Regions from separate parts of the Homo sapiens genome. Here region 2 is linked to region 1. Evidence: chromatin contacts called from ENCODE Hi-C or POLR2A ChIA-PET data. All regions are on one chromosome and are shown on one strand. The core of a region is the stretch at or near the end of the contact, and the rest is flanking DNA. Distances in the headings are between cores, read along the strand shown.

The links. Hi-C counts contacts between places; a loop is a spot of excess contacts on that map. ChIA-PET counts read pairs that join two places held with the same protein, here RNA polymerase II (POLR2A). Pooled maps may share reads with other maps.
Region 2: a pooled map shows a loop between it and region 1 (2.7-fold over the local background). The contact joins two enhancer-like sites. A Hi-C loop is called at or near these places in 2 of 168 maps with a recorded cell type or tissue (A673 and dorsolateral prefrontal cortex) and 6 of 50 pooled maps. POLR2A ChIA-PET finds 5 or more read pairs at or near these places in 1 of 52 experiments (GM12878).

Annotation. Positions count from the first base shown.
Region 1 is chr9:110,647,723-110,654,086 of GRCh38, forward strand. No RefSeq gene overlaps it. Among named protein-coding and RNA genes, the nearest start is that of MUSK, 18 kb to the right of the region's middle. Within about 2 kb of position 2,714, at least 8 of the 41 ENCODE cell types and tissues checked have a DNase peak (open chromatin) inside an H3K27ac peak, as active enhancers do.
Region 2 is chr9:110,967,243-110,973,606 of GRCh38, forward strand. LPAR1 (lysophosphatidic acid receptor 1) reads right to left here. Exons shown (of 6, transcript NM_001351411.2): 3 at 6,239-6,316; 4 at 4,831-4,978. The coding sequence starts at 4,875. Among named protein-coding and RNA genes, the nearest start is that of LPAR1, 68 kb to the right of the region's middle. Within about 2 kb of position 2,754, at least 4 of the 41 ENCODE cell types and tissues checked have a DNase peak (open chromatin) inside an H3K27ac peak, as active enhancers do.

The sequences.
Region 1 (6,364 bases), core at 1,464-3,963:
CATGTCTCTCTTTGAGCTATGAGAAGTTCTTGCTAAAGCTTTTATGACACCCATTTGAAAGAAATACAATTGGCTTGTATTCAAAATAGGATTTAGGCCTGTGTGTACCACACGATTAATTAGGTCACATTTTTAACCCGATTCAGCTGTGAGATAGCACAGGGCCTAGCATGTAAGTCATGGTGATGGAAAAGGTTGGAACTAGGGTTTTCAACCAGGTAAGAGAAATGTAGAGAGCATCAGGTACAAATGCAGAAGGTGGTTGATACTAATGAGTATGTTCGAAGAGTAGTTGTGATCAATGACCTCTGTTTACGGGGAGCAAGACGCCAATCAGAACAGGCAACAACACAGGGAAGCTGAGTGCCAACTACTAGGACATCACTTTGGCGGGATCCCAGCACTGAATCTTCATCAGTTATGACAAGAAAATTTTACATGCTTATGTCTGTGAAAACTCTAAATGCCCAGGAGACAGTAGAAATGCACTTTTTCATTAAGCAAAACTTTTGGGGAAAAAAAAAAATTCCAGGCCAGGCACTGTGGCTCATGCCTGTAATCCCAGCACTTTGGGAGGCCAAGGTGGGAGGATCACTAGAGCCCAGGAGTTCAAGACCAGCCTGGACAACACAGCAAAACCCACATCTATACATTTAAAAAAAAAATTAGCTGGGCATAGTGGTGTGCTCCTGTAGTCCCAGCTACTCTGGAGGCTGAGGCAGAAGGATCACTTGAGCCCAGGAGTTCGAGGCTAGAGTGAGCTATGATTGTGCCACTGCACCAGCCTGGGCAAGAGAGGGAGGCACTGACTCAAAAAACAAAAACAAAACATTTCTGTATGTGTTGTATTAGGTGTTGCCAATTAATATCAGCTCTGCCTAACTTAGGCTGAAAAGGAATTACTAGAAGACTGTTGTGAAGTTTATAGTATCAACAGGAAGGCTAGAGAATAAAACTTGAAAAAATGGGTAAAAGCCAAGGAAAGCTAGGTGGGAGGCACAACAGTTTAGTCAAAGTCATGCCTAGGAGCAGATGGGCTCTGGTGACATCTTGTCACCAATACTGCTGCTCCAGACTCGGCTGCTGCTGTGCACCATGACAGTGAATGTATTCTCCAGTGCCTTTTTGCTTTGGCTTGACTTACTCAAGAGTCAATGCCATGGTCAGGAGCATCCCATTGGCTGATCCTGGTCACGTGCCCACCTGGCTTTGCCTGCAAGGGGAAGAGATCTGGAACCGTCAGCTTCTTTAATGTAAGGCTGGATTTTGACTTCTTCTCAAGTCCCCAAGTGTGGGAGGGGAGAAGTTCTGGATGTTAAGTAGCAAAAAGTACACACACACAAGCATACGCACACAAACATATATATACTATAACTGAAATTTTAACATTTTGAATACTTATTACTCACGTAATAAAATTTTGTTTCTTTTTTTTATAATAATTTACTTTTATTTTTCTTAAGGTCTATTTTTTCCACTTTTGATGAAAGAGTCTCTTCTGTTCATTCATTCTTTTGTTAAAGGCCTAATACATCTCCCTATAAGTAGGATGCCTGGATTCCCCTTATATTTTCCCATACTTCACTTGAGTCTTCATAATGAAGCCTAATCTCTAACTCCTTCATCCAGTAGCCCAGATTGAGTGCATAGTGATCTGGGGCCGTAGGTAGTCCTGGCAGGTACATCTCATTTCAGGAGAGTTTTTCATCTGTGTCTCTCAACACTTACCTAACGGTGCGAAATCATTTATGGCTGTACCCCATTCCTGGTGCAGTATATGAAAAACTATGAGAACCGAATGAAAATGTGCCTCCTGCAGGAGATCGTTCCTCACCTGCCTTCATCAACCCCCAGTTTTAGCATTCTGAACAGTTAGTGACCTAGACCTTGACAAAAGTTTTCCAATGTCACCCTTGCCAGCAGCCAGTGACTTGATAAAGCCATCTATGGCCCAGACCTCATGGGATAGCTACTCCTGAATCCCGTTACACTCTCCCTAGGCAGCTACAGCACTGAAATCTGGTGAGCAGGCAGCCTCTGCCAAAGGCCCTCAAAGAACGAGATTTTCCTCTGATTGGGTGGTCCATTACTTATCCAAGTCCTAGACTAGATAAATAATGGTATCTATGACGTTCAAAATCTCTTGTTAATTTTTGAAAGGTTCTGCTTTCTAAGGTAAGTGATTTGCAAGCCAGTCCTGCTCAGCCTTCTTCATACATGTCTCCTCTGCCCTGTAAGTAACAGAAATTCTAGCATTTGGATGGTTCCCTAGTTTCTGATGTGAATGTAGTCATTTCACCATTTTCTGGGTGATTTCACTAGTTACTGGGGGAGAACATGTAAAATATCTGTCTGTTGTCAACTGGCCACTTTCCTCCAGAACGCAAACCGATACCAATTTGTTCTCTGATTTTATTTCACCTCTTTGAATCCTTGTCTCATGACTTGCACTTGGCATTCAGGGAAAGGTACAAGGGAAAAACAGACTAGGCCAGAAAAGACATGGCATGTATCTCTCAGATCCTGACATCTTGTAGGCTGTTTTCTGTGAGCTCTGCTGCTCTCCCTGCCTTCACATCTACCCAGTTAACAACTGCTTAGTTCAAGCACTGTCCTCTCTTTGTGGGGCGGGGTGGTCATCTCAGACTGCCCCCATGATTGCCTAACTCCTGTAAGTGCCCATACTCTGTTCTCCCAAGAGCTCTAAACATGCCTAACACTTATTGCACTCTCTCATAGTTGTTGATATAGTCACCCATCTCCCTAGCCAGACTGTGAGTTCTCTGGTAGAGACTAATCCACCTGTCACCGCATTCCTGGCGTCAAGTTCAGTTAGTTAAATGAATAAATAGGTTTGGAAAAGAGATGGGAAAGAAAAGAAGAAAACAATTTATTAGAATATCTAGATTTTTTTCTAAATTGGTAACATTCAAGATTAATCATGCTTTGACAGTTTGGAAGAACAAAAGTGAAGAATAAAGAAAGAACTAAACTGTGATACTGATAGCCTTATTGTTTCTGCTCTGTTAAAAGTATAGTACATGTGTTGGAAGTGAACTTACTGATTGTGAATAACTAATAATAGAAAATAATGATAGAAACATATCTTCTGATGACAGTTTCTGTATAATTCCCATTTCTTTATAATAAATACACTGTTCTTCAGTGGTAGAAAAACTAATTGTTCGCTGTGAAAATGCTACCCATTAGCATCACTGTTCCTAAACAATATACAGTCTTCTCTTATATGGCTCTCAGCTGCACGCTGCCTGGAAGATACTTTAGACATGAGCCAGCTTTTTACATATAACAAATGCCCAGTAAGAGGCACTTAGAATTCCAGTTGGACTGAACTTGCCCCTTCTCCAGAGGGCACATAAATGAATACATACAAGGAAATCCCCTCCCATCATGCACACACATATGCCCGCACGCAATCCTCGGAGCAGCTGTGTTATATTATAAATTGGAGGCCTTTTGTTAGTTCAGATGTTTCAGGTCTGCAAAGGCACTCTGGAGAAGAAATAAATATTATGAGTAAGTCTCGTTTCCATGCTTGTAGTGGGGAAATACTTTCCAGCACAGTTTACTACGGTTTTATACTAAAACAATCTCGTAAAACAATACCAGCATTACTCACTCAGCACATGACTGCTAAGACAAGAATGGTGTCTGTTTTATTCCCTAAATATTCAAAACATTATTTCATTCAGACTCTGTCCCAGATAGACTTTCTTTTCAGTAAAACTAACCAGAATAATCATGGATTGTGTGCTCACTAAATCTATTATTCTTTTTTTAATATAAAATAATTCGTCTTTTTTCCCACTTTACCAAATATTGCATATTTATAAAACTTCACCAATAAGAGAGATCCAATACAAGCATTTAAAGGAAAGGCAGCTTGGAGCTGGGTGGGAGCTCAATCTGGAATCCAGGTCATTCCATTTAAGGATCTGGTCTTCTGCTTTGAAGGCTCAGGATCTGAAGTTGCTTATAAGCTTGGTAACAAGAAGAGAAGGTACTGGAGATAGGTATAAATGCACATTTATTAATTTATAAGGGGAGAGGACTCATAATAATCAGTATACTAAAAGTCTACATAATAAGTGCATTCTCCTCTTATTGTCAAACTATACATGAAGCCAACTGATAAGATTTTATTAAATATGAAGTCAGAATAAGGGTACACAGAGAAATTTATTTTAATGGCACTGGCCTAAGAGAGATATATTTATCTCCCTATGAGATCTTGTCAAAGGGATTAGAAACACTTTGCCATGCTCTTACCAAAGCCTGGCACATTCTCCCACCCCCATTCTCTGCTTACTTTTAGTAATCCATTTAATCTTAGCTTAATTATCACTTTCTTAGAGAAACCATTCCTAGTCTTCTTATCTAAGAAGGGGCCCTGATGTATACTCCAGAGCACTCTGTAATTTTCTTTTGTAACACTTGTCTCAATCTGTAGCTCTACATTTATTTGTTGTTTTAAGTTTTGTCTGCCTCTAGATTGTAAGCTCCAGGAGAGCACGCGTATTTGTTTTGAGCTCTACTATTCTCAGCATCTAGCACAGTGCCTGGCATAGCTAGGAGCATTCAGTACACATTTGTTGAATGAATACATGAATGTACAAGGTAGCGGCTGAGAGCACAGGTGCTGGATTCAGGCTTCCTTAATTGAAATCATCTCTCTGCTTCTTAATAACCACGTGAGGCTGCAAATTACAAAATTAGTTTCCTTATCTGTAAAATGAGAAAATGATAGTATAATACCTACCTCATAGGTATTATACCATCTAATGAGGATTAAATTCCAATGAGGATTAAATAATAGATACAAAATACTTGGAACAGTCAGTGATTGGCACAGAGTAAGCACTCAAGCAGAGTTAGCTGTTAATATCATCTTACAAAGAATAATTCTAAGAAAAGTCGAAAGCCTAATTTCTAAAACTCAGCTTTCTTGGGACGTTACTGGAATAGTACTATCAATACTAACCTCTGGAGATATTTATTTATGTTTCCAAGGTTTAATAGAACCACCTTTTTTATTATAAAATTCTTAAATTAAATAAGTGACTATTAAAACAGATTATACCAAAGCCCTTTCAGCATGAAATAATTTTTTTATTATACTTTAAGTTCTGGGATACATGTACAGAATGTGCAGGTTTGTTACATAGGTATACACATGTCATGGTGGTTTGCTGCACTCATCAACCCGTCAACTACATTAGGTATTTCTCCTAATACTATCCATCCCCTAGCCCCTCAACCCTTGACAGGCCTCGTGTGTGATGTTCCCCTCCCTGTGTCCATGTGTTCTCATTGTTCAACTCCCACTTATGAGTGAGAACATGCGGTGTTTGCTTTTCTGTTCTTGTGTTAGTTTTCACATGAAATATATTTTATCTTATTTTCACAATGTTTTGAATGTACTGATGTGTACTGATCTATTATGCATAGATTTCAGAACTTAACTCTGATGGCAACTGTGTTCTTATTTCCAAGTTGTTGGGAGGGACATCTCTGTAACAGTGAACTATGAACAACAATATTACAGGTGGAAATCATAAAATTTAGAAAGGAAAAAATAAGAACATAATAACTATATATATGTTCTATAACATATAACTATATAATAACTTTTTTATTTTATAAAAAAGAGGTGGTCATTATTGTATTTGTTTTATATTGTTGTAAGGGCTTTACTATGGGGCAAAACACCTTATTTAACAATTATATATTATTATGTTGTAAGGCAAATCTTGGTTGTTAAGTTGGCTGTATAGTTGTTAAGAGTCTTACTCTCTGGCTCATTCATTCAACATTTATTGAGTGGCTAATAGGGCTGGTTTATGACATTTTGGATTTGCACTAAAGCATGGTACAAACAAGATTCTGTTTTTTGATAAATTGGTATTTTGATCATCACAACTTTTATCAATTATTTTTTATGTATTACGTCTGTTATTTTCAATGACAAAATACTGACAACAATAATATATGAAAATGCATTGCTAAAATGACCAAAGTAAGGGCAACCACCCTTTTCAAATTTTCTTATCCTGTATATACCTGTAGTGCACCCTCTGGTCATTAGCTGTAGCTGCTACTCAAAGAGCTTATTTTCATTCACAATTGAGCATCTTTTACCTGGAATTAAAATATTCATTTCAAAACATCTTCTTTTCTTTCCTTTGAGGACATTATAATACTTAATCCTAAATCGGGACTTTAGGAAGTGGCTTTCTATATTTGAGCCTTAATTTGTTCACCTTCTCACTTGTTGGAATCTCCATCCTTTTATTTTCTCACATAGGGGCTCTGCTGTTTTCAGTCCCTAAGACAAGGTTATATC
Region 2 (6,364 bases), core at 1,504-4,003, 320 kb after region 1:
AAACAAAAATCTGTCTCAGAGTCAAGGCAGGGGTAAAGCAGAGAATACAAACTTGCCCCACTTCAAAAAACAAGGCATATCTTTCAACTAACTAAACAGCAATCCCAGCAGGCGTGACAATGCAAGCTTTCTTCCCTATTATTGTTTGAAACAATCACAAGCTATTTGTTCATATTAATTCGTTTATATGTAGTATTAGGCAGCCTTGATTAGAAAAATGCTCTTTGTTACCCAATGAATAGAGTAACAAACAAAACCAAAAGTTTTTCTAAAAAATTGTTGTTTTGGCCTTAGAAAAGGATTTTCAGGCCTTTCACACTTGAATGTGGATTTATCTTTACAAGGTCCCTGAATTCACTGGAAAAGAAAGCAAGTTGATGTGCCAGACAATACCAGGCTAAGGTGACTGAGTGAGCTGCTTATTATGCTTGCCTAAGAAGATGCTATATCTAAATTATTTTTACCTTCTTTGAACTTGGGCAAAACTGATAATAAGAGAGAAGACATCAGTAGAAGCTTCGGGGCAAGGGCAAGTCAGCCTTGGACTAAATTTCACTGTACAAATTACATGTGAGGAATTGACATATAATTAGGAGGCCCATCATTGGCCAAAGGATCCTGGGAACCAAGTGACCCAATGGTCTGCATCTCTCCAGAAGAAGCTATCTATCTCTATGACCTAATGTCCCAGTGTATAGCTGACTCCTTCCCCGTGGGCTTAGTTCCCCAACCATCAGAGGCTGCCACTATTCCCAAAATACGGTGAGAATAATGCAACTACCCTGGTTAAGGTTAATTAATAAACTTGCTCAATAAAACTATTATCGAAAGTCAGAACTTGAACCCAGGTCTATTTCAAAGGCTGGGACCATTAAGCTAACAAAGACTTCTTTTAAGATCAATGTTAAATTCATTAATACGGTTTGAAAGACCCTGTAAAATCTCCAACTTTATAACCTAACCCATTTATGCTAATTCTAGCACTTGCCGATTTCTGCAGTATAACTATTCCATGTGGCTGATTTCAAGCTGCTGGCATGAAGTCAATTGGCTCGCGAAATTCCTGAAAATTTAACAATCTGCTTCTGTGAGTTGGTATAGGTGGCTCTAGGGACATCACTGTTTACAATCTCATGCCCCACTGTAGTGCAACCATCCAAAACAAAATTCTAAATGCTTTGCTCCCTCTCTCTCTCTCTCTCTCACACACACACATACCTTGGGACACTTGACATTCACCTATGCTTTTTCTTCTCCTTTACCAAAATAACTCATATTAATTTGTCCTCAGCCTAGTGGTCTTCCTTCAAGAAGCCTTCCCTGATCCTCTAAATCTTTTCTTGGGTCTCCACTTTCCTCCCAGAGCACCCATACTTCCTGTATTTGTGCATTCCTGCATGGGTGACAAAGCGTTGTAACTTTTTGTTTTATCTGTGTATCTCCCACTATATCTGTAAACTCTGGCAGGGCAAAACTTATTTCTCTTATTTATTCTTGTATCCCCCAGCCCTGCCACAAGGCTTGCTGAGCAATAATAACAATGCTTGCTAATATGCACTGGGCAATATGTGCCCAGAATATGTGCCAGGCACTATTCTGAGCTTTATAGAAATTATTTCATTTCCGCCTTAAAATAACCCTATCAGGTTGGCTTCATTAATGCTATGCTCATTCCGTGGGTAAGGAAATAGAGGCACTAAGAGGGTGGATACCTTCCCCTCAGGCTCAGGTAATTAGTAAATTGAAGCAGGGTGACTGGTGAGCCTATGTGCCTCCCTCAAGAAACCAGTGTTTCTTGGCCATATTTTTTTCTCATTAGTGATCCTTAAGGAGAAAAATTAATTACATTTAAATTTTTTCTAATGAGAAAAAACTAAATACTAAGGAATAAGATTTTGTTGGATAGAGGTATAAGCTCTGGAGGGATTTTTTTCATCTCCCAAAACCCAATTTTTGTCCTCTTGGGGCAATATAACTATGTTAAGAATGTATGTTCTAGGACTTTCATTATCCATTTCCATTAATGTACCATATACTTCTCCCTAAAAATACACAGTCTTGTTTTAGAATTTTAATGGTATCTTCCCATAAGTACTATTTTGCGTCTTGCTTTCTTTTTCCTCCATACGATATCTTGGAGTAATATATAGCTGTGTAGACATCCTCATTTTAAAACTACTGAATAGTGGTCGGGCGCAGTGGCTCATGGCTGTAATCCCAGAACTTTGGGAGGCCAAGATGGGCAGATCACCTGAGGTCAGGAGTTTGAGACCAGCCTGGACAACATGGTGAAACCCCGTCTCTACTAAAAATACAGAAATTAACCAGGCATGGAGGCACACACCTATAATCCTAGCTACTTGGGAGGCTGAGGCAGGAGAATTGCTGGAACCCAGAAGGTGGAGGTTGCAGTGAGACAAGATCGTGCCACTACACTCCAGCCTGGGCAATAGAATGAGACTCTGTCTCAGAAAAAAAAAAAAGAAATAAATAAAATGACTGAATAGTATTTCAATCATGTCCACATTCCTGAATTCATTAAGTCTTTCTACTATTGGATATTCACAAAATTTTGTACTTCTTGGTTTGCAACCAATGCTTCAATGAATATCTTTATACATTCCTTATACACTCCTTGGGCTCATGTGTGAGTGGTTTTCTAATGTAGATTCCAAGACAGGAGCAGGGCATGTGCAGAAGTGTATAATTTTAATAGATACTGTTGAATTACCCTCCAGAGTGACTGTACCAATTTACTTTCCCACAGAGAATTTACGAGAGTACACATTTCCCCCAGTGATTGTATGAAATAGAACCTCTTTCTCCTTTGGGCAGTGTTAAACATTTTAATTAAATGAGTCATTTAGAGGTATTTCTATTCCTCACCAGCTGATAGGAGCTTGTGTAACAGAGAAGATATATAGATAAGAAGATGCTGTTGGAAATGCTGAAAGATGACAGCAGCAAACCGGGATGTGGAAATGCCCTGTCTAGAAAACCCGCACTAGCCTAACTCACTTCACGAAAGGACTAAGAAGAGTCATTACATGGGAACAGCTGCAGTGGACTTTGAAATGGTGACCTCAGGTAACAGGCACTAAATCTCTTTGCCCATTCTCCAAGTCTCTCAGACACCAAAAAAGTCTATTGAAGATAAGGGAAACCAAACACCCAAAGTAAATGAAGTGTTGAAAGGACAATGGTCCACTTACCAGAAAGAGGAATGCGTATGACGATGGTAACACTAAACATTCTGGAAAATAATACTAAAGGCCTTAGTACTTTATTCTTTATTCATATGATATGAATAAAGGGCTTTATTCATATGATAAAATCCCAAGGTTGATAACAATGATGACATCCCAAATGGTGTTGAGGAGAAAACACTATACTATATGAGGGAAAAATGCCCCTTGTTCTCCTTTTTCCCTCTCCTCCTTCTCTCCTTCTCTCACAAACACACAAACCCCTACTTAAAATACATACAAAATTGAATAGCCTGCAAAATCATACTGAAAAAAACAGTGTGGAACAACGTTCTGTATCAAGTTCAAATTTCAATCAGTATGGCTCTTTCTTGAAAGTATGCTTTTTTCTTCAAAGTTGCCCGAGGCCGGGCACAGTGGCTCAGGCTTGTAATCCCAGCACTTTGGGAGGCCAAGGCAGGTGGATCATTTGAGGTCAAGAGTTCAAGACCAGCCTGACCAACATGGTGAAACCCCATCTCTACTAAAATACAAAAATTAGCTGGGCGTGGTGGCGGGCGCCTGTAATCTCAGCTACTCAGGAAGCTGAGACAGGAGAATCGCTTGAACCCAGGAGGTGGAGATTGCAGTGAACCAAGATCATGCCACTACACTCCAGCCTGGGCAACAGAGCAAGGCTCTCTCTCAAAAAAATAAATAAATAAAAATAAAGTTGGCCAAAAAATGATTGTCACAAATAAGAAAGGAGGTCACACTATAGAAAGAAGATAAATGAAGAGTAAATGGGAAACTACACTTGCTGAGCACCTCTGTATGCCTCATGTATATGAACCATCATTTTATCCATATAACCATCATGTGAGGAATGATTACATGAGAGGAAACTGAAGCTGAGAGAAGCTAGCATGACTAGGGCTCTTTATCCTGCAATCAGAGGAGCAGGGATGTGAACTGTGGCCTTATGACTCCAAAGTCTGTTTCCACATTGTACCCTGCTGCCTGGTGAATCTGAAAGAGTCCAGCCAATGCCTGATTAAATCAGGCTGTAAAATCATCTGAACAAAGACCATGTCCCTGCCGTATTACTGCTCTTCACTGGACAGAAAAAAATAACTCATACGATTGCTGCTCAGAAGTTTCTGGAATTGCATTTTGTTTCAAAGTTCCTAGAACAGATCAAGGCAAAAGAGTAAGTATAGGAGGAGGACAACAAGACAGCCCTCAGAAAACTTGTTATAAAATTAGATCCATTCTGATATATTTCATTAAACCCCACCCCACCCCCCGGCCCACAAAAAAGCCAAGAGAGGAAAAGCAGCAGGGTTTACTACTGACTTACTTTGATTTAGAGTTTGATGCCTATAATGTCAGACATCCTAAGCACTGAAAACCAAGGCCTCCTATGAACAGAGGCCAGTTCACTAAAATCACTTGTTCATTGTTCCAGCTGCTTCCTGAACGAAATGGCACCTCACTCACAAAAGCACCATTATTCGAATACACACCAAATGATAGCGAGAGAGATATACATGATCCCTAGAGTCAAATACACTTCCTGAAACCCAGTTTAAATATTTGACAAACTTACGATTACCTCAGACCTCTGCTAGTTTGAAGCCCTTACCTGGGGCTGTGAAATTACAGGGATGGAAGTAGAGATGGCAGCCATGACAGCTCTGTGGTTGTAGGTGGTGAACACGCCCCAGAACTACGGGAGACAAATTTTCTTGTTTGCTGATCAGATCGAAGTCATGCTAGGAGAAGCTGTGTACCTGGAAAACAACAGGAAAACCCACATTTAGCATAAAAGGACTAGCATATGGGTGTGAAGTACCATTGGCCAAAGGAGGTAAGAATCCCTAGACATCAAGTGTCAAATACTAGCTTAATGCAAACAGAAAGCCGGTAGGGAAAAGCTAAGGTCTAAAAGCCACGACTTCTGTGCTATCTGTCCAAATACTCTTAAGTTGAGGAATTTTCATAGGTTTGAATCCAACATCCCAGCTAGATGTTTTGGGAAGACAGTTTCAAGTTGCAGAGCTGAGGAGGGTGAGTCGGGGGAAAAGCCATCCTGCCATTAAATAATAAAGGAATTGAATAATCCACAGTGGAGAGCTGACGGCTTACATAGAGGGCAAAGAGAATGCAGTAACCACCCCCACTTATCTGAGGAGTGGATTCTAAGCCCCCCAGTGGATACTTGAAACTGGATAGTGGGTCAGGTGCAGTGGCTCACGCCTATAATCTCAGCTCTTTGGGAAGCCGAGGGGGAAGGATTACCTGAGGTCAGGAGTTTGAGACCAGCCTGGCCAACATGGCAAAACCCCATCTCTACTAAAAATACAAAAATTAGCCAGGCGTGGTAGAACATGCCTGTAATCCTAGCTACTCAGGAGGCTGAGGCAGGAGAATTGTTTGAACCTGGGAGGTAGAGGTTGCAGTGATCCAAGATGGCACCACTGCACTCCAGCCTGGGCGACACAGAGAGACTCCTTCTCAAAAAAAAGAAAAAGAAAAAGAAAAAGAAACTGTGAATAGTACCCAACCCTGTATATAACAGAGACAGCTACTGAGTGACTAATGTACAGGTAGCACACACAGTGTGGAATCGCAGGACAAAGGGACAAATCACATGGACAGTATGAGATTTCACCCACACTATTCAGAACGGTGTGCAATTTACAACTTGTGAATTGTTTGTTTCTGAAATTTTTCATTTAATATTTTTGGACCAAGTTTGACTGCAGGTAACTGAAACTGTGGAAAGTGAAGCTTCGGATAAAAGTAGACTACCATAATACCGTCAAGTGATTAGATAGCACCCCGTCCAACCCCACCTATTTGCAGAAGAAAAAATTGAGGCTTAGAGAAGAAAAGGGACTAGAGTCACACATTTAATGGTAGAACCAGGACTACAGCAGCAACTCCGGTTCCCAGGCCTATATGAAACGTAACGAAGTTAATGTGTTCCCTGCCTATATCTCCTCAAGGAACTTAGTTACCGCTTTTAAGACTAAAGAAAGGCAAGATACCTGATGCTGTAGGTGTCAGTCCTGAGAAGTCAGGTACTCAGATAGGTGGATGGGGAGCTTCATAAATCAGACGTCCACCTGTGTGAGAAAGAGAACATTTCTAAAATCCTTTTGACATCCTCAAAG